Regions from separate parts of the Homo sapiens genome. Here regions 2 and 3 are each linked to region 1. The links are chromatin loops, found by intact Hi-C in ENCODE. Cell type or tissue: dorsolateral prefrontal cortex. All regions are shown on one strand.

What was found. A loop is a pair of places that touch in the nucleus more often than their neighbours do. Peaks named below come from ENCODE experiments on the same cell type or tissue, not always from the same donor. Only the 100,000 strongest peaks of a DNase experiment are listed, where the experiment ranks them.
Region 2: it touches region 1 in a loop (2.8-fold over the local background); 2 of 110 quality-filtered maps call a loop at or near these places.
Region 3: a loop joins it to region 1, with 4 times the contacts of the local background. A loop is called at or near these places in 30 of 110 quality-filtered maps.

Annotation. Positions count from the first base shown.
Region 1 is chr15:77,817,023-77,825,022 of GRCh38, reverse strand. It overlaps a transcript of LINGO1 not described here. Among named protein-coding and RNA genes, the nearest start is that of LINGO1-AS2, 160 kb to the right of the region's middle. RefSeq lists enhancers at 5,826-6,460, 6,461-7,095. In dorsolateral prefrontal cortex, CTCF peaks have their summits at 3,180, 3,379 (motif pointing right) and 4,619; DNase peaks (open chromatin) are centred at 3,352, 4,593, 4,790 and 5,534; H3K4me3 peaks cover 4,241 bases; H3K27ac peaks cover 3,198 bases; H3K27me3 peaks cover 2,062 bases.
Region 2 is chr15:77,182,693-77,190,692 of GRCh38, reverse strand. All of the region lies in intron 6 of PEAK1 (pseudopodium enriched atypical kinase 1), which reads left to right. Among named protein-coding and RNA genes, the nearest start is that of LINC00597, 39 kb to the left of the region's middle. RefSeq lists an enhancer at 2,729-2,948. In dorsolateral prefrontal cortex, CTCF peaks have their summits at 3,806 and 4,008 (motif pointing left); no DNase peak of the experiment used is centred here; H3K27ac peaks cover 4,108 bases.
Region 3 is chr15:77,655,067-77,663,066 of GRCh38, reverse strand. LINGO1-AS2 (LINGO1 antisense RNA 2) reads right to left here and starts at 3,016. Exons shown (of 3, transcript NR_120362.1): 1 at 2,902-3,016. It also overlaps a transcript of LINGO1 not described here. RefSeq lists an enhancer at 2,221-3,142. In dorsolateral prefrontal cortex, a CTCF peak has its summit at 3,147 (motif pointing left); DNase peaks (open chromatin) are centred at 3,146, 5,226 and 6,587; H3K27ac peaks cover 7,750 bases.

The DNA.
Region 1 (8,000 bases):
TCTCAACAAGTGGGCCTGGCCCCTGCTCCATGAGCTCAAGGCCCTGTGCTGACCTGGGGACAGCTCCTACAGGGCCACCCCTGCCTCTTTAGGCAGGGCCCTTAACAAGGTAAGGCAGCCTCCCAAGCAGAAACTGCAACTCACACAAGAGAAGAGGCCCCTCACACAGATGGCAAGGTGCAGTGTCACCTGGGAGGGAGCAGCTGCTTTCTGAACCTGCGAGGGAACACTGGGGGATGGGAGATGGCACCCCACATAGTCCTGCTTCCCTGGACCCACCCAGGCAGTCTAGGATGGGGTGAGGTAGGAGGGCTTGCTGTGGTGGCCTGGGCCAGCCCCTTCTGTCTGGAGCCTCAGTTTTCCAGCTGTTAATGGGCACTATAATCTTGTCTCTGCTCACTGGTGCCCACGACGGCGACACAGTCCTACTCGGGGGATGCAGCTGGCTACAACTTTCCAGGGAAGGTTTTATGGGGTCAGCTGGTATGTCTGTGGCCCACGGTGGTGCTGACTTCAGGGTCTCAGGAGGATGCTTGACAGCAAGGAGCACTCTGGCAGAGTAGCTGATGGTTATGACAAGAATTCCAGTTTACACCGTCCTCTCCTGTCCAGGGAGACAGGAAGAGTACAGAATGACACCCTTCTACAGCTGGAAAACCAGAGGCTCAACAGTCCAGCTGAGCACTGACAGGCCAACAGGGACTCCCAGTCATCTGATGCAGTTGCCAGGCTGATAGTGGAGACATGGGTGAGGGTGCAGGTGAGGTCTGGGGTGGAGAGAGGAAGAAAGCTTCCTGGAGTGCACTCCTTGGGAAGAGCCAGGTGAGGCAGGCTCAAGGGTGGAGGAGGGATGGGAAGGCATAGGCCAGCAGCAGGCCTCAGGCAGCCCCTCTGCTCACTGCAGGGCCAAGGCCCTGGAATCTGGCCTGGTTGGAGTCATGCTGTATCTTCTCCATTCCCTTGTTACAGGATCAACCAGAGACGGCAGAAGACAATCAGTCCATTCTTCATAGTTCTGGGGGACACAGAGGGGCAAGTGCTGCCTGGAGGCATCCAGCTAGCATCTGACAAGAGGCGGGGCCAAGGCCTCCTGCTCCCTCACGAGGCCGCCCACTCAGCTGCCCAGTCTGACTCCCCAGGATGTCTCACCTTGTGCCAGGGCCTGGGCATCAGAGAAGAGGGTGGAAGTGGTCCCTGGGTGCAGAGTGGTGGGCTGGGAGGTGACAGTTGGAGGAACAGTGGCAGCACTGTCCTCTGCTTTGAACCTCCAGGGCCAGCCCAGAGCCTCTAGGCTAAAACCCCAACTCCTTGCTGGTCCCACTAGAACCTATTGTCCTGACCCATGCCACCTGCACCCCCATCTCTAATCCTCTCTCCTCATGCTCTGGCCACATGGCCTTTTTCTCTTTCCTCTCACCATGGGGACTTTGAAAGCGTTGTTCCCTCTCTCTGGAGTCCCCACTTCTCTGGGTCATTGTCTACTCCACCTTCTGGTGCTACGTTGAATGTCACATCCTGCAAGAAGCCTCTCCTGACTCCCTAGTCCAGACTAGACCAGGTCCCCACAGACCTTGTCACAGCATTTGTCCCAGTTGTCATTTTACATTTGTTTGCATGGTGGTTTGGTTTCTCCCTGTCTCATCTGGACTCTGAGGTCTCCACCACGTATTCCCCATGCCTGGCGCAATGTGTGGCATGAAGTAGGCCCACAATGCATATTCATGGAAAGAATAAAGAATGTTGGCTCTCAGTTCAAATCCTGGAACTTCTCCCTGAGCCTTGCTTTTTTCTTCTCTGAAATGGGAATGATAACACCAAGATTAGTGTGAGGGTGAGCCAATGAATGAAAATCTCCTGGCCACACTCTGCCAAGAGTAAAGAGGGAGATCGGGGTGGGGAGGGGGTGGTTGACGCCAGCTGCTTAGGGATGGAAGGACTTGAGACGTGTGGAAACCAAAAGTGATGGGGACAGGTGGGGAAAGACGTGGAGGTGGGGAGATTGGATGTGTTTAGAGATAGCAAGGAGACAGCCCAGCTGGGTGGGGCATTTCTCTGAACACTTGGTGACCTGCTTTTCAGCCTGGCTTAGGAAACCAGGGGTTTCAGAGGAAGTGGGTGGGAAATGCCCACTGCCTCCTCGAATTCCATGTGGGCCACTCTCAGTCTCTCGGCTGGACCTGGTGTGATGATTAGATCTGGAACACTGCCAAAGTTCTCCATGACTGGCCCATGAAGATGGCTGGAAACAGCAGAGCGGCCCTGGGCAGGCATTTATTGGGGCACTGACCCAGCCTCTGTGGTGGAAAGCAGCCAGCCACCAGCCCCTGGTAGAGGAGCTACCTCCTGGAGCTAGCTGTCCAACTGGTCTTGTTCCTGGTCCCTGCCCCAGGCCCCCAGCTACTACTGCTCTGGCCGTAGAGTGGGCCTGGTCATTATTCATGCCATGCCTCTCTGTAAAGCCTGCTGGAAGGAAGACGTGGCAACAGCCTCTGGCCACCAGCACAAGGGCAGGACACAAGGGGACCCCAGAGAGGCCTCTGCACATGACTGCCTTTGTGCAGAACTCCTGGATAGAGGGCCTAGGCTTGGACTTGCTGGGGAAAATAAATGACATAGACTCAGGTTCGTCATCCCTGTGGTGCATATCAGCTTGCTCCCATACTTAGGGAGGGAGTTAAGGCTCAGAGAAAGTGTGCCACCTATTTGAGTTTGCACCGCATAGCTGGGCATAAATTCCCAAGCACGGACACAAAGGCTGTGTGGCTTCCAAGACAGCAGAAGTAAGCGGGAGAACTGGATGGTGGGAAATGGATGGGGATGCAGGCTGAAATTGCTGCTCTGCAAGGATGTCAGAGACTCTGGGGAAAGGCTGTTTGTCTCTGTGTGGCTTCCCTAGGGCTCACCTGGAAGCCCTGGGAAGACTCCTCAGGAGGCGTGCTGAGCCAGAGCAGGCAACAGCCATGAGCTCATCTCCCTTGAGACCCCCAGGAAGTCTGGTAGGGAGGTAGAAGGAAAATGGTCAGGGAAAGAGGGAGAGGGGAGACAACAGGGACTTTGGGATGGGCCACAAAGCCAAGCTCGGACACGGGGAAGAAAAGGCCATTTGCCGCATGCCCGCTGTGTGCTGAGCCATTCCTGAGCATCGTCCCTCGTGGATTCTTTGCCAGTCATGTTACTGGCAATGTATTTTTATTCCCATTGTACCAAGGAGGACACTGAGGCTGGAACTGATACTGGATCTGCCTGATACCAAAGTCTAGGGTCTTCACAGGGCACCTTCATGATGGGTGGGTACAGGAGCCTGGCCCTTCCTGGACTCACATCACAGCCACAGCGCAGCCTGGGCTTCTCCTACTTCCAGCTCCGGACAGCAGGGGGAGGCTGTGCTGCGTCTGGCTGTAGATATGGGTGCAGAAGTGGGTCTGGGCTTAGAGGGGAGAAACAGAAGAGGGGGTGGCCTCTGGCAAAAGCTGCTGGGTTTGGGAAGCCCTTAGCCATACCTCTGTGACGGCTGAAAGGTGGGGGTGGGGGCTGCTGCCTAGATTTGCCAAGTGGCAGCTCTGCTGCTGCCCCAGAACAAAGTCGAAACTCCTCAAATCAAGGATTTATAGCTTCTCTTCCCTCCAAAACACCCATCACTCCATTTCCCACTTCCAGGTCTTTGCACATGCTCTTCTTTTGGCATGGGATACCCTTCGTGTTCCTTTCTGCCTGGCCAATTCTTACTCATCCTTCACTATCTGGCTTCAATGTCACCTCCTCCAGGACCTCCTCCACCCACCACAGCTCTATCATACCTCCCTTATTCTTATTTTCTGAAGGTAGGAATGTGTCTAAATCATCTGTGTCTCCAGGACCTAGCACAGGATGGGGCATATGACAGAAACTTCCTGAACAATGGGCAAAATGCATCCCTCTGGAGAGCAAGGGACAGCCTGGGTGGGAGTAAGGGTGGGGAGGGGGCCCTGAAGACGAAATGCTCACGTGCTAGACTTGTCCAGGATCAGGCTGACCGGGAGCGTAGGGGTGCACTTTACTTCCCAGGGGTGTCATGAGGGTCCAGGGAGATCTTGGATGTGAGGGAGCTCTGCAAACGGTAGGTCCCTGTACTGACTCAACTTTACCTCGTTCCCTGGTTTCCCTGATGAGGCAGTTGGAAGGAGGAGGCAGACCAGTCCTGGTGAGTGTCCGGGGTGGCAAGGATTGCAGTCTCAGCGGTGGCCTCAGCTCTCACAGGCAAGGAGGTGGGACTCTGGGGGCTGAGGGACTACCTTGGGACTCCCCCTTCTATGGGGACCTAACACCATATCAGAGCTGGGCATGGGCTCAGAAATGATGGAAGCCATGCCCTTCCCAAAGGGGGTAAACTGAGGTGCAGAGAGGGGTCGGCATTTGCCCAAGGTCACACAGCAGGAGCGGGACGCCAGCCCGTGAGCCCTGTCCTCCCAGCATGACAGGTGTCTTCACCTGGAGTTCAGACTCAGACGGCAGCTTCACTGACCCCCATCCCCCGCCACGCAGTCCAGGGCGCTCAGCCTACACCGCCGCACACCCATTGTCGGCCCAGAGGCTTGGCCGCTGAGCGCCCCCTGGATGGCGTGGTCTGACCGTCCTTCTCCTTGACTCACCTCCAGCCCCGAGGGCCGGGCTCCACGGCGGCGGAGAGGGCGTCGCCCGCACGGCCCCGGCTGTGCCACCGCCCCGGACTGTTCCCGCGCAGCGAGGTCCCTTCCCCGGGGCCCCCGGGTGGGGCCGGTCGAGCCGGGTGCGCTATCCCTTTAAGCCCGGGCGAGATGAGAGCTGTCAGCGGCAGCCGAGGCTAGCGCGGGACGTCGCCACCCTAGCGCCAGGCCGGAGCTAGCAGCCGCGGAGCCGCGGAGAGCGGAGGGGGCGGCGGGGCCGGGCGTGGCGGGTCCCCTCGCCGCCCACTGCGCGCTCGAACCCTGGGCCCCGCGAGCGGCGGGCGGCACCCGCTGTAATGCGGAGAATGTGAGAGGCAGCGCAGGGCGGTGGGGAGGAAGGGGCGCGGGAGAGGGCGGCGGCGAGACAGACGGAGAGCAGCGGGGAGAACGAGGACCGGGCTGGGCAGGTGGGACAAGGCAGGGAGGCGCCGGAGAGGCCGGACTGGAAGGGGGGGAGAAGGGCGGCGGCGCCGCGGAGGGGGCCGGCGCTTCCCGCGGGAGTGCGAGAAGCCCGAGTCGGCACCTGGGCCCAGGTTCGGGCTGGGAGCGCGGCCGCGGCCCGGCCAGGCAGGGTGCGGGAGCCGGGCCGCCCGCGGGGTCCCTACGGGGAGCAGCGGGGCACCTAAGGCCGGCGGGTCCCGGAGGGGCCCAGGGCCGCGCTCCGCAGGCTCCGGCCGTCCCGGCAGGGGGTCTTTGTGAGCGCTCCAGGAGGGCGAGTCGGGAGTGCGGAGCCGGGTGTGCGCGCCTGGGTGTGCGCGTGTGTGCGCGAGTGTGGGCGCCGGGCAGTGGGGGCGCGCGGTAGAGATTCTGCCGGCATCGCATCGTGGCGAGCAGGAGGCAGGAGCGGGACGCGCAGGGGAGCCGGGACCCTCCCGCGCACACGCACATGCACACGCTGCGCGCTCTCACGCGCATACACACGCCCTCCCTGCCGCGCTCGCCGCCGCGGCCACCATCGCGGAGCCGAGCCCTGCGGAGCGGGAACCGAGGCCGGAGCGGGGACCGGAGGCAGCCGAGCCGGGGGATGCCGGCCCGGAGCGGAGCCGCGCGCGGACGGCGCGCCCGGGACGGTGAGTGTGGCCGGGCCGGGACGCTGCAGCGGGGCCAGGGCCGCAGGGGCGCAGGCCGGGGAGCCGGTGTGTCTGCCCGCCGGCGGCGCGGCGCGCGCGGCCTCTGATTGGGCGGGAGCCTCGGGGGCAGCGGCGGGGGTGGGGTGCTGGGTGCGCGTCCGTGGGGGGCGTGCACGCTTGGGGCTGGGAGGGGGCGTGCTCGGCAGCCCAGGCCGCGGCCCCGCCTCACCCTTACCTGCAGCTGCAGCCCCGACGACTTGCAGCAAGTTTGTGGAGCCCCTGGGGCGCGGCGGGCCGGGAGGGGTGGGGACGGAGGCGCTTTGAGGGTGCAACTCCGGCCTTCCTTTCCAGAGAAGAGAACGCGAGGGGAGTGGGGCGGGGGCGCGGGCCGGGCCGTCTGGCGGGCGGAGGGGTGCGCCTCCAGCTCCTCAGTCGCGCAGCCGCCCGCTCTCTGGGACACCCACCTAGGCCCGCGGCGCCGCGCTGGAGCCGCTCCGGGCGCCAGACTACTATGACCCCGCTAGGGTCAGGCAGGACCGCGCGGGGACAGCTCCCAGGCCCAGGGCCTGGGATGTCTTTGCAGGCAGGAGGAAGACACCAAGGTTCAGTTGGGGGAGTGCGGCGACGTGCCCGGGCGTGTATGTGTGTGTCCCCGCGCCTTCTGCTCCTCAGGACGGTGGCTGGAAGAAGGGAACTTGCCGCAAGGCGCGCCCCACCCGACCTGGACCCTCAGGAGCTCCCAAGAGGCCGGGGGCGTCTCCAGGTCTGCCGGCCTGGTGCCCCATACCTGCTTGGAGCCATGCCCCCGCGTGCCTCACTCTACATTGAGGTTGTGGCTGTGCTTTGTACCCTCTCCCATTGTGAGTCTCCTCCCACACTCTGGACCTGTACTGGCTGCCTGAGGGAACCTCCCCACACCCCTAAGTGCCAACCCAGCCAGTCCTGTGGAAGATGGGATGGAAAGCTGTGGTCCAAGATGGTGCCTCTGAGAGGGAGAGAACCCCGTGTCTCCTGGAGTGAGAGGCCCAAGGAAGGATCTGGGGTCAGGACTCCTGCAGGTTCCTCATCCTCCTTGTTTCCAGGGCAGGTTTTTCCTCCTCTAGGAAGCCTTCTCTGGTTGCTCCTGAGTCCTTCCAGCTTGGACTTCCCTGGGGTTGTAACTGCTGGGATCCCAAGCAGCCCCCATCCATATGCCTTCTTTCCTGCCACTCGCCTGTGAACCTGTGTGGTTAGAAGTCTTGATCTCAGCCTGGATGCTGTGTGGAGGGGTGTGGTGGCTGGACCAGTCAGTATCTACCTGGGTCTCTGGAGTATGGTAATGTCTATGGTAATATCAGCTTTCAGGCTTAAACCTTACTTCCACCTCCATTATCCTTCTGGAATCTCTCAGCCACTTTGTGAGAATGCAGGACCGGTGGGCAAGTTGCTTATCCATTTCACAGAGGAGGATTTTGTGGCAGAGATGGAGGTAGTTTTCTAAGTCTTAGGACAGCCCTTTTCCACTGCGAGGGTATCCGCTGACCCTGGTCTTTGGTGAGGCATGGAGGACACCCAGGCCTTCTTTATTGACCTGGCAGGCGGGCTCCTGCTGCGTGTGGCACGTTTACTGGGCTGGCGGCTGTTCTCAGCTGGAGGCAGTTGAACAAAAGCTCCTGACCTGTGGGACCTTTTGACCCTAGCTTGGTTAAATATGTGCTTCCTGGATTTGGGGCCAGAGGCTGTCAGTGCTTTGCTTGATGGTTTGGAAGCCCGGCTCCTGTCATCCTCTGCACAGCTCTGGGAGTTCACTACCATCCCAGGGATCCGAATCACTCCCGCCCAACCTGGCACTCTATGCTGGGTCCTGGCATTGTCCTTGTGTTTGGGCCCCAAAAGCCTTCCTACCCTCTCCATCCTAGAGCCCCTCTGTGGGCCAAAGATGCCCCGTGGAGATCTAAATGTGCACTGGGGGAATTGGAGGGGACTCTGGTGGCTATTGTGGCCACTTCCTCCCCAGGTGGCCCACCTGAAGAACAGGAGGTCAGAGCTGTCAGCCCCAGGCAGGCTTCTGTGACTTCCCTCAGTCCTGCTGGCAGCCTGGAGTCATCCCCAGGGCCTTCGGGGTAAGAGCTGTTGCCCGGGAGTTACCACTGGGGGTGGGGCTGGGCCTGCTGGATCCTGGCGGTGGCCTCCTCAGCCTTTGCTGGCTTCCCCGTCCCGGGCGGCCTCTCTCTGCCTCTCCCTGCTCCTCCCTTGTTGGCTCTGGCTG
Region 2 (8,000 bases), 630 kb after region 1:
TGTATCATCTACATATTAAGTGAGCCTTTCTTTTCTCATTATTTCTTACAGTTAAAGTAGTGTGCTTGGTGTCAGCTCATATTAGAAACAGAAAGGTATTTGTAGTCCTGGAAATTATATTGCTGTGCTTAGTTAATATGGCCATTGCAATGATCCTGCCTGTGTTTACATTAGTTTATTTTAGATGTAAACTTTACTTTCAGTTTAATATTCAGCTCTTTTGGAGAACTCATAGACCCTTGAAAACACATCCCAGATTCCAGTGTGAGAAGTATTCTTTGACTGCATTTTAAGTTATGTATTTACAACCATTAAGAAAATAATTCCAACTTATTTATTAGAACAGGTCCAAATATCTGCACTAGGAAAGACTAGTTTATTATGGTATTTCCTCAAAAGCAATAAATCTATACTTCTTCAAAGTATTGTGTAATTCAGACTTTCATTAATTTAGAAGTACTTTTTCCCTTTAAAAGTCTAAATTATAAATGTTTTACAGTATGTATTGTTCACTCTTTTCTATAGCTGGGAAAGGTAAAATTTCTTTTAATTGGAAAAATAATGCCTCCTGCCAAACATAAAGTAACACAAGACAATAAAGCCTCCAAAAATGAGTGAAGAGTGGTAGAAAATGACATTGCTCACTCTGATTATGTGGCTATAAACATTCAAGCAGGATTTTTCTTAGAATCATTAACTATTTTCTTATTTCTCCTTCCTTCCCAATTTCCTTTTTCCCACCTTCTCTTATTTGAATTTTGCTCTGCCCTTATTTAGTCTCTTTCTTATTCCCTGTCTTCTCACATCTCAATCAGCTGTGACTCCCTAATTTAGCCTGCAGTCCAGCTTTCTTCACTTGGCAGTTGGCTCTGAGGTTGAGGGCAATGGAGAAGAGGAACAGAGCAAGGTGACTGATAGCAACATCTCACCAACTCACTCTCAACCAGCCACTTCAGTGGCCCCTCCAAATCAGAGTGGTTCCTGACTTGGAGAGCTGGATGAAAGATCATGCTTAATTTGCCTCGTAATATTACTTCCTCAACACTCTGAAACACAAAAAACACAACTTTGAGACAGCCTACTAGCTAAGTTTATGCCTGTTTGTTTCCTTCTGGCTTATTCTGCAGTGAGCACCTGGACTGATCATCTTAGAGCTGAGGAGGGGAAGGTGTGGGTGTGCCTATTTCTTACACTTCTTCATTCATGGTGGAATTCCACTATGGTGGACAGTGCTGCTGCTGCTGCTGCTGCTGTGTGGACTGTCTTTCAGACACTGCCATGTTTATGTTTAAAGCAGCCTCCAGATGCCATGAAGCTATACCATTTATGCATGCATACGTGCATGCATGCATTCATCCTGGCTCTGCCATTTACTAGCTATGTGACCTTGGGCAAGTTTCAGTTTCTTCATCAGTAAAGTAGGGCAAATAATAGTATGTCTATCATAGAGTTTTGTGAGAATTATGAGGTGTTTGTTTTGTTTTGTTTTTTTGAGATAGAGTCTCGCTCTGTTGCCTAGGCTGGAGTGCAGTGGCGCGATCTCGGCTCACTGCAACCTCCCCCTCCCAGGTTCAAGTGATTCTCCTGCCTCAGCTTTCTGAGTAGCTGGGACTACAGGCGCGCACCACCACGCCTGGCTAATTTTTGTATTTTTAGTATGGACAGAGTTTCACCATGTTGGCCAGGCTGGTCTCAAACTCCTGACTTCAGGTGATCTGCCCGCCTTGGCCTCCCAAAATGTAGTGTTGGGATTACAGGCTTGAGCCACCGCACCTGGCCGAATTATGAGTTTTTATGGGTAAAGGGCCTGGTACTTAGTAGTAAATGCTAACTAGAATTATTCTTGAGTGAAAACATTTATTTAGTATCCAATGTATTCCAAACAATTCAAGAGATATAGAGAGGAAAAACACTTAGACCTGCCTTCTGGGGACTTACATAATTACAAAACAATGTGGTATAATCGAGTTAGGCAAAACTTCATCACAGAGGTAAAATTTAAACTGCATCTTGAAGGATAAATAGGGTTTCAACAAATGGAACAGCATTAGAGGAAATACATTCCAAGCAGAAGAAAAAGCTTGTGAATAAAATAAAACTATAAAAGACTATGGAGTCTTGGCTGTTATTAGATAATACTTTAACTTCTTCTCTGATGTATACCTTCTTAAATAGGGGTCTAAAGTGGTTTCAGGGAACATTTTGGAACTTCTAATCTTATAACTAGTTATTACCAAGTTTATAATAATTATTATTAGTAGTAGTTAACTGATTCGTCAAAGAGTTTGAATTTAAAAATTAGTTGGAACTGAGCGGTGCTGCTTTGCAGGGGTGCATTTGTTGTTACATGATTCTTATCCTGAGATGACTACCATGTGACAGGAGCAGTGAACTGTTAGAAAAACTGTTGTGGTTAGAACAATTGGAACTGGATGGGCTTCTGGAGATTTCATTAAGTTTCCAAAATTAAGCAGATTTTACTTTGGTTTCTTCTTTAGATAGGAGAACCTCATGTTCTTGTGATAGCAAGGAATGATAATTTTTTTTTTCAGTCAGATCTCAAGAAAGTCCCTTTTACTCATGGAATTTCCATTTGTGTACCAAATTTAAGCTGTGTTTTATCTTCTGCAAAACTTCTTCCTGCAGCTTTGCTTTCACTTCCTCTCCCCACCCTTTTAGTCATATACTGAAGAGTTTGGCAGCTGGTTGAGGTGTCAGGTCAGCATTTTTCACTGTGGAAGAAGGAAAGGTTGGGAACAGTGACGTGGGTATGGTTGTCACATTTTCCTTTCCTTTTTTTTAAGTGACCCACATGTTCTTTAACAAAAGCCTAGTGAGAACCTTGACTTGTAAATTGTTCCCTAGCATCCTGGAGATGGACTAATATGTGGGATGACATATAGGCAATAGATCCTCACTGAGAGTGTCCTTAAAAGCCCACGTACAGCAGTGAGGATTCTTGACTCTGCCTCCATGGCAATGTGACAGATTTTATGGAGAGAGATGGTGGGCTTCGGGAGTCACAGAATTGGAGGAGCTTAGCAGTTCATTCTCCATCCTCCTTTATTATTAACAGATTCTCCTTGGGTGCCTTTAGGAAATGCTGTATATATGGTGTTTAATCTCCCACCTACACACTTTCCTTTTCTTCACTAATGGAAATTGAATCCAGCTTGAGGAGCTCCAGCTCTTTCTGCTGGCCAGTTTATTTCAAGATTGAAATCCATTGTGGATTTGTTTGTTGTTTTTTTGTATTTTTGTGGGGTTTTTTTTTGGTATCAAATCTGCCTGAAACTGTTGGACTAGAAGCAAACTAATTATTGTCATTGTATGGCAGTAGAGAGAATAAAAAACAGTAATAGGTTCTTAAAAAGCTGTCATGACTTGAAGTGAAATAGGCCACTCTTGAATAGCTTAATCTATAGCCTGAAGGGCTTTGGTCCTGAAAACTGTCAAATATGAAATAGGATTTTAGATCATGGAATCCTGGCTACCTCCTAGGGGCAGCTTCAGCCATTAAACTCTCCCATAGACTATTTCATCTAGAAGATTTGCTTTGAGATTATAAGGAATGTGGAGGTAAATGAGCTTTTCTTATCAAACATTCCATTTGGGTGCTCTGTATCAGACCTGTTCTGGCAAATAAATAGAAGACACCAGGATAGACTGTTTTATTTCCTTGTGTAAGTGCCTCAGGAGACACATTTCTTATTTCTCAAGCATAACTTTGGAGACTGGAGTTTCCCATTTGGGGAGCGTTGGTGTTGAGCAGGGAAAGCTGCTAGTTATTGATTGCCACTGAAGTCATTTCACAAAGGCTGTAAAACCCAAGGATTGCTCTTTGGACAGACCTGCATCTGGTACAGATTCCCCCTCTATGAGACTGTTGTAGGTTAAAATAGTTTTGACAGTGTCTTTAAGTGCACCTCTTTGTCTCCAAATATAATTAGTGTTTAAAATGAAGCCCTCGTGGTTAAGGTTTTGTGGCTTAGACAGCAGCTCCATCTGGTGCTTGCTAAAGGTGTTTGCCTGGTTCATGTCTCGGTTTTTTTGTTTTTTGTTTTTTATTATTATACTTTAAGTTTTAGGGTACATGTGCACAATGTGCAGGTTTGTTACATATGTATAAGTGTCTCGGTTTTAAACCAGATGAATACAGATGGACACAAACTTGTAAACGAATGTCATATGCAACATGGGTTCCTAGTGCACACAACACTGACATAAGCAAATGGTGTTCCTGGTGAGTCTCATTTGGCTATTCTGTTGATAAGTGATAGCTGTTAATCAGCTTAGCCATCTTTTGACTGAATTAACTTACTTTTACTCAAAGTGGGGAATTATTTTTACTATTATCTACTAGTCTTTGAAAAAGCAAATATATTGTACTACTTACAAAGAGAAAACTTAATCCCACTCTTATCAGAGTCTGTTTAACTTGGTTAACAAGATATTATGCCAAGATGCCTTATTCTTTTTTGTATTCAGTGCTGCATAGTGCTAAGTACACAGGGAATTTTTTAATTTAAATTCTTGGTGACTGACAGGAACTGCCCCCAAACTGTTAATAAAAGTTACTTCTGAATAATAAGTTTACATATGGTTTCTATTTTCTTTATGCTTTTCTGAGTTTCCACAGTGAGCATATACAACAAAAGAAAAAAACATCTACCAAAAAAGGTAAAAACAAAACATATTGTAGGTAGTTGTAGCCTTGAGTCCCAGTTCTGGGTCTTTCTTATTTACTGTGTGTCCTTAGGAAAGTCACTGTCTCTTCTAGGCTTCGATTCCTTTGTCCATAAAACACAGTTGAATTAGAAACCTGCACAGTTTTAACATTCTAAGTATTGTGATTCTTTCCTCTTTCCTGTTTTTTCAGCCTCTCACCCTGGCCTGTATCTTTCCCCAATATTACCATTCAACATTATCTAGGTTTTCCCATCTTAAAATAAGGAAATCCTTTCTGGACCCCCATCCTCCTAGCTCCTTCTTGCTTCTCCTTCCTGCCTACTCTTCTCCAAAAGTTATCTACCATTGCTCTATTATCTCACTCTTCAACTCACTGCAGTCTGGTTTCCATCCCCACCACTGAACCAAATAGTTCATGCTAAGGTCACAGATGAGCTCATGTTGCCAAGTCCAATGGGCATGTATGTAAGTCCTCATTTTCCGTTACCTCTCAGCAGCATTTGAAATAGTTATTGTCTTTCTCCTTCATGACATTTCCTCATCTGGCTTCTGTGTCATCACACCTTGGCTGTTAGTTTTCAGTTAGGGGAGAGGAAGTAGCCCCTTCTCCCTGGTTCACCCACCAAGGCCACCTCCTCAGCTCACTATTTTCTTTTCGGCCTAAATATCTCTATACTAGTAATTCCTAAGCAGAGGAGAACCACAGAATTCTCATCCATGTTTCAGACTCCTAAATTCATATACTGTCTTGTATGCAGGGTGACAAAATATGGACTCATAGTCTTCCCTTCAAAAGTTGCACCTCCTCCAATGTTGTCATCTCAGTAAATGGCTCCATAATCATTTGAATACATAAACCTAAAACCTCAATACTTTTTACTCTTCAAAATCCAGTCATTCCTGCATCTTTCTCTGCCTTCCCTGACACCACATCCTAATCCAGATCCTCATCAGATCTTAGTTTGCCTATGTCAGTCTTTTAAGCCTCCTGTCCTGTTCTTCCCGAGTCCATTTTCTACATAGCAGCAGAGCTGTCTTTTTAAAGTCAGGTTTATTGAAGGTAAATTTACATGTAGTAAAATTCACTTTTTTTAAGTGCGTAGTTCTATGAGTTGTTTGTTTGTCTTAGACTGTGGTGCAGTGGCACAATGCAACCTCGGCTCACTGCAACCTCCGCCACCCAGGTTCAAGCAATTCTCATGCCTCAGCCTCCTGAGTAGCTAAGATTACGGGCATACACCACCATGCCTGGCTAATTTTTGTATTTTTGGTAGAGACAGGATTTCACCATGTTGGCCAGGCTAGTCTCAAACTCCTGGCCTCAAGTGATCCACCCGCCTCAGCCTCCCACAGTGCTGGGATTACAGGCATGAGCTACCGCGCCCAGCCTACCTGCCGGTTCTGTGAGTTTTGACAAATGTATGCAGTTATGTAACCACTGCCACCTAACATTTAGATTGTTTCCAGCTTTTGGCTGTAAACCTTTGTGTATTGGTTTTAGTGTAAACAAAAGTTTTTATTTATCTTGGGTAAATACCTAGGAGTGGGATTGCTGGGCTCCAAGGTAAGTTTATGATTAACTCTATAAGAAACTGCAAAACTGTTTTTCAGAATACCTGAACCATTTACATTCCCACCAGCAATATATGAGTTTCAATTGCTTCACATCCTCGCTAGCATCAGTTGTTTTTGTTTTAATTTTATTTTAACCATTCTAATAAATGTGTAGTGGTAGCACATTGTAGTTTTAATTTGCACTTCCATGTGGCTAATTATATTTACAATATTATAAATTTTATTTACTACAATATTATAAATATTGTAAATTATATTTACAATTTTTATATTGTTTAAATGCAATCCATGTATCTTTGGCTGGGCACAGTGTCTCATGCCTGTAATCTCAACATTTTGGGGAGGCCGAGGCAGCTGGGTCCCTTGAGCCCAAGAGTTTGAGACCACCCTGGACAACATGGAGAAACCCCATCTCTATAAAAAAAATAGAAAAATTAGCCAGGCATAGTGGCATGTGCCCATAGTCCCAGCTACTCCAGAGGCTGAGGTGAGAGGCTTGATTGAGCCAGGGAGGTTGAGGCTGCAGTGAGCTGTGATCATACCACTACACACCAGACTGGGTGACAGAGTGAGATCCTGTCTCAAAAAAAAAGATCAAAAATCATATATATTTGGTTAAGTGTCTGCTCAAATCTTTTACCTGTTTTTTATTGGGTTTTTCTTTTTGTTGAGTTTTGAAAGTTCTTTATATATTCCAAATACAAAGTCCTTTGTCAGATATGAATGTTTCACATAATTTCTCCTACTCTGGGGTTTGTCTTCATTCTCTTGTCATTTTTTTTTTGGCAAATGTTTTTGATAAAAGGCAAAATATATTTAGGTACAATATTTTATAACAGAGGTTTGCTAGTGAGAAGAATGAAATTCCATTTTGGGGAGGATAACATTGTGCTTGATGGGGGTTCAAAGTTAGTACTTCCTCTCATCAAAATTGATTACAAATGTTCATCTATTAATTCATATCTGTAATGAAATTTTACGTATTTCATAATTTTATTTTATAATTTTATGTATTATCTTTGAAAAATGTAATTTCACACAGCTGATAGATGCACCAGTGGAAATCCTGCAATTTGTAGAGTGCCACAAAGCAGTAAAAGTGAAGCATACAGTCTGTGTGTCACACATTTCATAGCTACTCATCTCTCCATTGTAGCACAGAAGCCACCATAGGCAAATGAGTATGTAAACAAATGAGTGTGACTGGCGTTCCAATGGAGCTTTATTTGTGGGTACTGAATTTAGAATTTCATATAATTTTCACTTGTTGCAGAACATTATTCTCGTTTTGATTTGTTTCCAACCATTTAAAAACATAAAAAGCATCCTTAACCTTGGGATACAAAAACAGGAATAAGCTACATTTGGCCTCTGGGCTATAATTTGCTTACCTTTCCCCCTTCTTCCCCCCTTCATCTATCAGTGTTTTATAGTTTTGCTCATATAGATTCTAGATTTTACACATATTTTGTTGGACTTATATACGTAAGAATTTCATGGGTTTTGGTCAGAGCTGTCTTTTTAAAATGCAAATTGGATTATGTTGTTTCCCCTATTCAAGACCCTTCAGTGGCTTCCCACTGCTCTTAGGATAAACTCTATAATCTTTAAAAGCCTAAAAGGCCTTGCATGATCTGGCCCCTGGTCTCCTTTTCAGCCTTTTTTTTTTTTTTTTTTTTGAGACAAGGTCTCACTCTGTCACCCAGGCTGAAGTACTGTGGCACAATCTGCTCACT
Region 3 (8,000 bases), 160 kb after region 1:
TGGAGGTGAGGCTGATCCTCAAAAAGCCTGTCAGGTTGGGGGTGACCCCCGGCATCCCCACCTTCCCCCAGAGGCGGAGTCCTGCCTTTCGAGTGTGGTGAAGCACCGGCTTCCTTCCTGCAGGGGCCTTGCTTGTCCCAGAGCCTCCTGCAGTGCCTGTCTTTTTCCCAGCCCAGGGAGTGTGGGTTCTGTGCGGTGGTCAGCTACTGAAATATTGCTGTCATCGTGTGCATCTGTTGGTATACACATGTGCAGTGTGTGTGCCTGCGTGTGACCAAGCTGAGGGCACATGTGCACAGGATGGCTCAGGAGTCAGTCCATCGACTTCAAAGTATTTTAAAATATAGAACCAGAGACCTTCTGGCTTCAGAAGGGGCTAAAAGGATTGATTTTTAGGTCACAGAGAGGCAGGCAGGCCTGCCTTCACCCACCAGCCCTTCATGGAGTAGAGACCCCCAGGCTGGGCATTCAGGGAAACCCAGGGCCAAGGAAGCTAGTCCTTGGCCTTGAGCTGGGGGCTGCTAAAGAGGAGTTAGAGGGGGCTGGAAAGGCTTCAAGAGAGGGTGGAGGGTATTGGCTTTGAGAGAAGGTGAGGGTGGGGTCATGTTCTCAGTTGGGGCTGGGCAGCCTGTTCCCTCTTTGAGAACCTCATAGAAAAGGGTTTCCTGCCCCCTCATCCCCAAGGGCTCCAGCCAACCCCATCCTTCCTCCCTCTGACCGCCCTTCTCTCATTCCCCACAGCCAGGCCAAGCTGTAACTTAGTGCTCAGAGGCCCCTTGGGCAGGAGCTGGGGCAGCTGAGCAGGGTGGGGTGGGGGTAGGAGCTACCAGTACCACGCCTTCCCTCTGCTAACCCTACCTGACTGGGGCTGTGCACTGGGGCCCCAGAACTGTGTAGGCCAGGGTCACACACACTCACATATGTGGGTCCTCCTGGATCAATGGGGTATGGAGCTGGAAAAGGTCTAATTCAATCTGTCAGCCAGTTATAAGTTATTGTACTGGAAGTGGCTCTTGCCTCAACCTACCTACCATCTCCTCTTGCCCCATCCAGAGGTCATGGAAGCTCCCGTTGAGGGGAGTCGGGCAGGGTGGGTGCAGGCAGCATCCTGGGCAGGAGTGGCCCATGAGGATTGGGAAAGAATCAGAGACAGCATCCTCTCCTCCAGACCATGGGCCCTGGAAGGGTCTCCAAGACTCTCTGGGTCAGCACAGCCCTTGTCCACACAGGGAAACTGAGGCCCAGCAAAGGTAGAGGGCTGGCCTGTCCCTGTGTGAGATGTGGGCCATGCTGTCTCTGTTTGCTCAGGCCCCGCTGGGAAGGGCAGGAGGGAAAAAGAAGCAGAGGGTGGGGCGATCAGTAGGGGAAAGAGGACAAGGGTCTAGGGTGCTGTGAGGCACACTTCAGGCTGTTTACCCAGCAGTGTTTGAGCCCTCGGGCCAGAGAAGGTCTTGCCTTCTGCCCTCTCAGGGATGGTGGCCCAACCCAGGAAACAGATAGTGTCTGGCGCTGAGTCTCATTGGGGGCTTCAAATGAACTGGCAAGGCACTGTCATTCCCATTTCATAGATATCCAAACTGAGACCCAAAGAGAGGCCTGCCTCTGGGAGGTCTTCCACAGCTGAATACCCTCAGCGAGGAGGCTCTGCTTGCTGCCTGAGGCAGAGCTGGGAGTAGCTCCTCTGGGAGGGTGGGCATTGGGGGCAGCTTGTCCCCAGGACTTCCCAGCCTTCCCTGTTTGTTCCCATGCTGTCCAAGAACTTCTTCTGCAAGTCTGACCACAGTCCCTCCTGCTTTAATTTCATCCCACCACTCATGCGAGATCTTGTCAATCCAAAGGTCTCTCTGTCCCTCTGCCTTCTTGGTGTGGGGTGGGTCTGGGGGCTCAGGCACTGTCCCTGCAACCTGGCTGGCTCCTGAGGGCAAGGGATGAAGCTAACCCATCCCAGCCTGCCCACCCAGGCCAGTTTGAAAATCGGCTCGCCTTTGCCCAGCATTGCAATTCTCATCACAGCCTCTGCCCATCTCATTTCTGTTAAACTCATTTGCCAGCTGAAGGCCTTCATTTTCCACTCTGTTTGCCCATAATCACCCCCTGACCCTGTCCTGTCTCCCCAAACTCTCCCTGCAGTGCCCAGCACTGTGATGAGCAGGCAGCCAGGCTCAGGCACAGCCGCAGCCCTCCATCCATCCCTCCCGCCTGTCTTGGGAAGAGGCCTGTGCTCCAGGCAGGGATCTCATCCCTGCCTCTGTGCATTCCTCTACTCCCAAACCAGACACTGGGAAAACTACAGACAGACTCTCAGCCCTTGAAGGCTACTCACCCTCCACTCTCTGCCTGTCCACCCAGGCCAGGAAGGCACTGTTCTAAACACTGTGCATGTATGAAGTCCCTTAATTCATCCACTAGCCCGAATGAATTTCTAATTGGTGGGAGTTTAAGGAGAAATGTTGACAAAGGGAAACTGAGGGAGCAAGAGGCAAACTTCTCCCTCCTCCAGGGCTCCATCCCTGCTCCCACTTGGTACAGAGAATAGAGCCCAGCTGTTGCTGCAAACCATGTCAGGCATCTGCTGAGGTCGCCTCGGGAGAGCAAGGGAGACTCTGCTCTCCCCCCAGGGCTCACCATTCTCCCATGAGATGCCTGCAAGGGTGGGGCTTCAGGCCAGGCACCCTCCCCTCCGGATCTCAGAGCACCCCTGAGAAAGTCCCTTGGCGCCGAGTATCATCACACAGACTGTGGGAGGAATCAGAAGTAATGTCCTCTGAGGCCTCGGCACCCCTCCACGTCTTACCATGGCTGAACCTCCGCCTGGCCCCCTGGACACCCTTGACTCTACTCCAGGCTGGACATGCCCGAGGGCCCATTTCTAAGCCTATTTACCATGAGCCTCAAACGAACCCTATAGAGTGAGTGGAGCTGGGACAAGGATCCCCATTTTGCCGGCAGGGAGATCGAGGCTCAGAGAGGAGAAGTAACTGTGCCAACTCCTCCTCTTCAGAATGGTCTGATGATCTCTTCCTGGAGCATAGTGTAGGGAAGGGTTTATTGCATTCTAACAAGGACTTTCACTATTTTAAACAGAAGAATGTGCAATAATGGTACGATTCCAGGCCCCGCCCCTTTCCTCTCCACCAGGAGGTCTTCTGGTTCCCAGGGTGCCCTCTGCTGGAGGAGGCTAGGCAGCTGCTCTAGGCTGGCCCCACCCCACCCCACCCCAGCCTCTCCCGCCCCACCAGCTTTCAAGGTCAGGCTGCCTGGTAATACAGTAATTGATCTGGGAGACTTCCATTATAAATCTGCCAGCTGGCCAGGTGGCACGCCCCATGGTCCATCCCATCCAGCCCCCCATGGTAATGACCACTCCTCTGTTCCTGTGTGGGAAGGTGACTGGCCACTCTTTGCTTCTCCCCATCCACTACCCCTGTAGGCAGGAGCCCAGGGACTCTGAACTCAGACAGAGGTGACATGGTTCTGAACTGACCTCACACTTCAACTGCTGTGTGGTCTCAGGCAAACTACATGCCCTCTCTGAGCCTCCATGTCCACAACTGGAACATGGTTCTGGTCAGATGGCCTTAAGGATCCACTGTGACAAAGTGGGAACCGAAAGAGTGTCCATTGTGATGAGGGCTCCCTTGAGACCTCTGCTTGAGGGTCCTTGGATGGGGGAGTCCTAGGTAGGGCATGATTGCACCTGTCTCTCTCAGCAAGTCAGGGAAGACTTCTTAGAAGAGGTGGCATTTGGGCTGGGTCTTGGAAGATGACAGGACTCCCTAAGGTTTGGGAGTGGGGACAGTGGTGCATGGTGTTCTGGGGACGGCAGGAAAGGGTCCTGTACAGAGCCATGACCAGCCCAGAGCATTAGGGTTTTTTCCTTGCAAATCTAACCCCATCAAGCCCTGCTTATACGCTTCAGTGGCTCCCATTGCCCTACGGCTGAAGTCCCAGCTCCCTGAGGAAGCTTCAGATCTAGTCCCAGCCAGCTTCTCCAGGCACCCAAGCCACTGCCCTTGCCCCCAGGGCTCCAACCTTAATGAATTTTTAAAATTCTCTACAATCTGTGACCTTTGCACCAAGCTGCTCCCTAGTTTGACTCAATGACCACAATAAAATTGAATCCTGTGACTAGATAAAATCTCCACTCCACTCTATTCCAGGGCCCACGGGCCCTTTGTGATCTGCCTGCCTCCCTTTCCCCTGCTCCTCTCCCACTCCGTCCTCGCTCAGTCTTAGCTCCTCTGTTGCCCCCCAGATCTTCACATTGCTGGTTTCATCATGTTCAGGACTCAGCTCAAGTGTACTCAACCTAAAGTAGCCTTCAGGTGACAGTCATCCTGGTTTGCCCAGAACCGAGGTGTCTCCTAGGATGCAAAACTCTTAGTGCTGAAAGCAGACATTCCCAGACAAATGGGGATGATTGGTCACCCTCATTTCTTTCCAGTCCCTACTGCCAGGCCTGCCTGCTTTCTTTTCTTCCTCTTTCTTTTGTTGGAAGTCCCAGTTTGTCAGTCTGTTATTACTTGCGGATCGGCTGCCTTCCCCTGGCCTTGAGCTGCTGGAGAACAAGCCTGCATCTGCCAGTTCAGCACTGAGTCCCCCTTGCCCAGAACCACGTGCGGTGAGAACGGTGCTCAGCACCAGCACCAGAGCATGCCTGGTCAGTGTTTGTTGAGCGAATGGGTGAAGTGTGTACACAGACTGTTTCACTGTGGACCTGGCCTCTCCTCTCCTCTCTGGGCCTCAGTTTCCCATCTGTACTACAAGGGTGGGCTTTGGGAGTCCCAGAGAGGGCTCTCCAAGCCCCAGTGCCCCCACATGCAGGAAGTGAAGAGAAGAGCTACTGCCCAGCTCGGTGTGAAGGGCTGGGCATGCGCCGGACTCCAGGGTGGGCAGGGCAGGGCGGCCCTGCTGACGGGGAAGTGTCACAGTCCTCACCTTCCTAGACATCCCGCCGTCACCTGAGGGCCATTTCTGGGCCAGGCCGTTGGTCCAGACCCCAGGTTGGGGGCATCCAGAGTGATGGTGCCGACTGCCAAGCCCCACTCCCCTCCCACCCCCGGGAAACAGATGGCCCAAGCTTGGGCGGGCGGCAGAGACGGGGACTGGCATTTGTGTGTGTGTGCGGTTTTTTAAAAATCTGACACATTTTTGTCACGTCTTGGTGCATCAGAACAGTAAAGGAGGCGGGAGTGTGAAGAATGTTTTAACTCGCAACTTTGTAACAGTTCCAGTTTCTCCGGGCCTCCTCCCCCTCCCTCAAGCCCCCGCGGCGGAGCCTCCAAGTCCATCTGTTCCCGAATCTCTACTCCCTGCCCCCCTAAATCCATCCCTCCTTCCTTCAGTTGAGGGGGAGAGATCCTCAGAGGAAGCAGCTTGGGCCCTTCAGAGGACCCTGGGCAGGGAGGCAGGGGACCTACTTCTGGGCCCGGCTTTACCCCAGGCTCGCTGTGTGACCTTGTAGAGCTCTAACCCTCTCTGGGCCCCATCTGTGTGCTCCTAGGGGTCAAGCCTATCCCCTTTGGGGTTCCTTGATTCTGATAGTCATGGGAATGTCTGGGGAGAAGAGTTGGAAATGGAGTGTGCAGGAGGGATCAAGATGGGGAGTTTGGGGATTCAGGACACCCAGAGAGAATGGCCTGAGCTGGTGAAGGGGCCACATTCATGAACACTGAGTGGGTCCCAACCTTCACTGCCCTCAGGCTTGGGGCTTGCGTTCCCCCACCCCCGGCCCCTCATCCACCTAGCCTGCCCAGGGTGGTTCTTTCAAGATGCCCCATGACTAGCTGAGGTCTGGGGCAGCTACCTGAGGTCAGGGGAGGGAGGAGGAGCCAGGCAGTACCAGGGACCCAGGCATCCCTGTCTGAGCCCTAGAAAAAGAGGCAGGATGAGTATCAAGCCTTAGAAGATTTGCTCCTCAGCTGCCATCCCTCCAGTCCCCAAGCTTGCCTGGCATTAGCTTCCATTTTATATGTCATGGAAATGCCAACTGTCCTCGAAAACCAAGAGTCCACACAGCTGGTAGGAGCTGCCCTGGGTGGGCACGGGGAGAGTTTAGGGGCATGAAGGGGCAGTGTCCTGTGGCAGCTCAGCCAAAGCGAGGGCTCAAGCCTTGCTCCCTCACTGCACAGCTCAGAGACCAGGACTGCTGGGCACCTGTGCAGTAGCTTGGGATGGGGTGGGGCTGGCAGCCAGGGTGCCACTGCCAGGGACAAAGAAACCAGCTCCTGGCTGCACTCCTGTTTTCCCCATCCCTCCACACCTAACATGGAACTCCCAAAGTCCAGGGCATGTATCATGGACAAAGCCAGAGGGACGGGGGAGGCAGAGGGTGCCTAACACACTGGGGGCAGCTTCTGAATATCACCCCACATATCTGCATCCTGGGGAGGGCCGAGGACAGGACTGGGAGTCCCTGCAGGAGGTGGTCTCGTGTGCCCAAGAGGGTGAGCTCTGGACAGGGCAGCCGAGGGAACCAACATGGCCCCCGTTGCAGCCCAAGCCCCAGACCCCAAGGCCCCTCTGAGCCGGTGCCACACGAGTCTCACCATATGGGCGCAGGGCGGCTGCGGGGGGAGGAGCTGGAGTTGCCATGAGAACCCGCACACTGGCATTTCCTCTTTTGGGGAGGCTGAACCATACTTCGCAGGCGGTGTAGGCTTCTGAATCCCATTTCTCTGTGTTTTTTAGGAAGGGAAAAAGGGCAGAGGAAGGGGGTGGAAAAAGACAAGGAGGGAGAGAGAGAGAGTCAGAGGCAGCCAGGAGGGAGCAGTGGAGCTGTCTGGGGCTGCAAGGGTTGATCAGGGACCTCCTTTCCCCAAAGCTCAGTCCAGGGCCAAAGTGGGGTCTGGAGTTCTCTCTGATTCGTTGTCCAGGCCTTGGGTAAACCTCTTCCTTAAAACACACAGCCCTGCATCCTGCCTGAGATTCAAGTCAACTCTTTGGGCCCTTTCTGGGTTCCTTACTGTCACCCCTGTCCCCTGAGTGCCCAGCCCTGTGGGCAGCCACACTGGAAGCAGCAGAGGGTAGAGGACGCAGACCCTGCTCCCAGAGTCCCAGCAGGGGCAGGAGTCCACCCTAACCTGAGTCCACAGCAGACTTCCTGGGCTTTAGTAGCTTGGCAGTGGAACTCCACGTGACCGGGGCAGAAGTGGAAGGCTGCTTGGAGAACAGGAAACTACACAGAGGCAAGCAATGGGGAGGAGAAGGCTGGGAGGAGGGCGAGAAGGTGGGGAGCTGGCAGGAGAGGCCGGTGTCCACCCATCAGCCCCACCGTCTCGTCAGGAGCTGGGGCTGGGTGTCCTGAGAACACAGGCTTGGGGTAGACAGACCTGGGTGTGAATCTGGTTCCATCTCTTCATACCCCTGGCAAATGAACCTCATTAGGCCTCAGTGTCTCCAGTCTGTAAGATGGGTATGGTGGTACCTACCTTGAAGGTTTCCAGTGGTGTGCAGCCAGTGGAGCGGCCAGAGTGGCTGTCATTAAATGGCAGCTGCTATTGGTATGGTCACCCAGGTCACGGTTGCCGGCATCCACTGGGGACACAGGGAGGAGCAAACGGATGTGGTACTGATCTCGGAGGAGTGCCCACCTTGAGCAGAGGTGTGGCGGTAGGACCCAGCGTGTCTATGTTTGGGGAGGTGGCATTGTAGGGAGGGGCTATCCTGGCAGAGGAGAAGGTGGGATGGGAGGAAGAAGTCTGTGAATGTTAAGTAGGCAGTTGGGAGCTGGGGCAGAACCAACCTGGGCCCAACCCAGGCCACATGGGCAGCTCCAAAGCAGAACTGGCCCCGTGGAATCTCTAGCTCTTCTCCAGCTCCTCTTCCTGGAACTTCACCTGCTGTGTCTGGGGCAACCAGCCCTCCTTCCAGGAAGTTCCCTCCCGACCCTGTAGGTGGAGCTGCCATGAAGAGAGGCCAGCACTGCGACATTGCTCTCTCAGAGCTTCCTTGGTGTGACACCCTCTGGACTGCCATTTCCCAGTTATAAATGGGGTTAT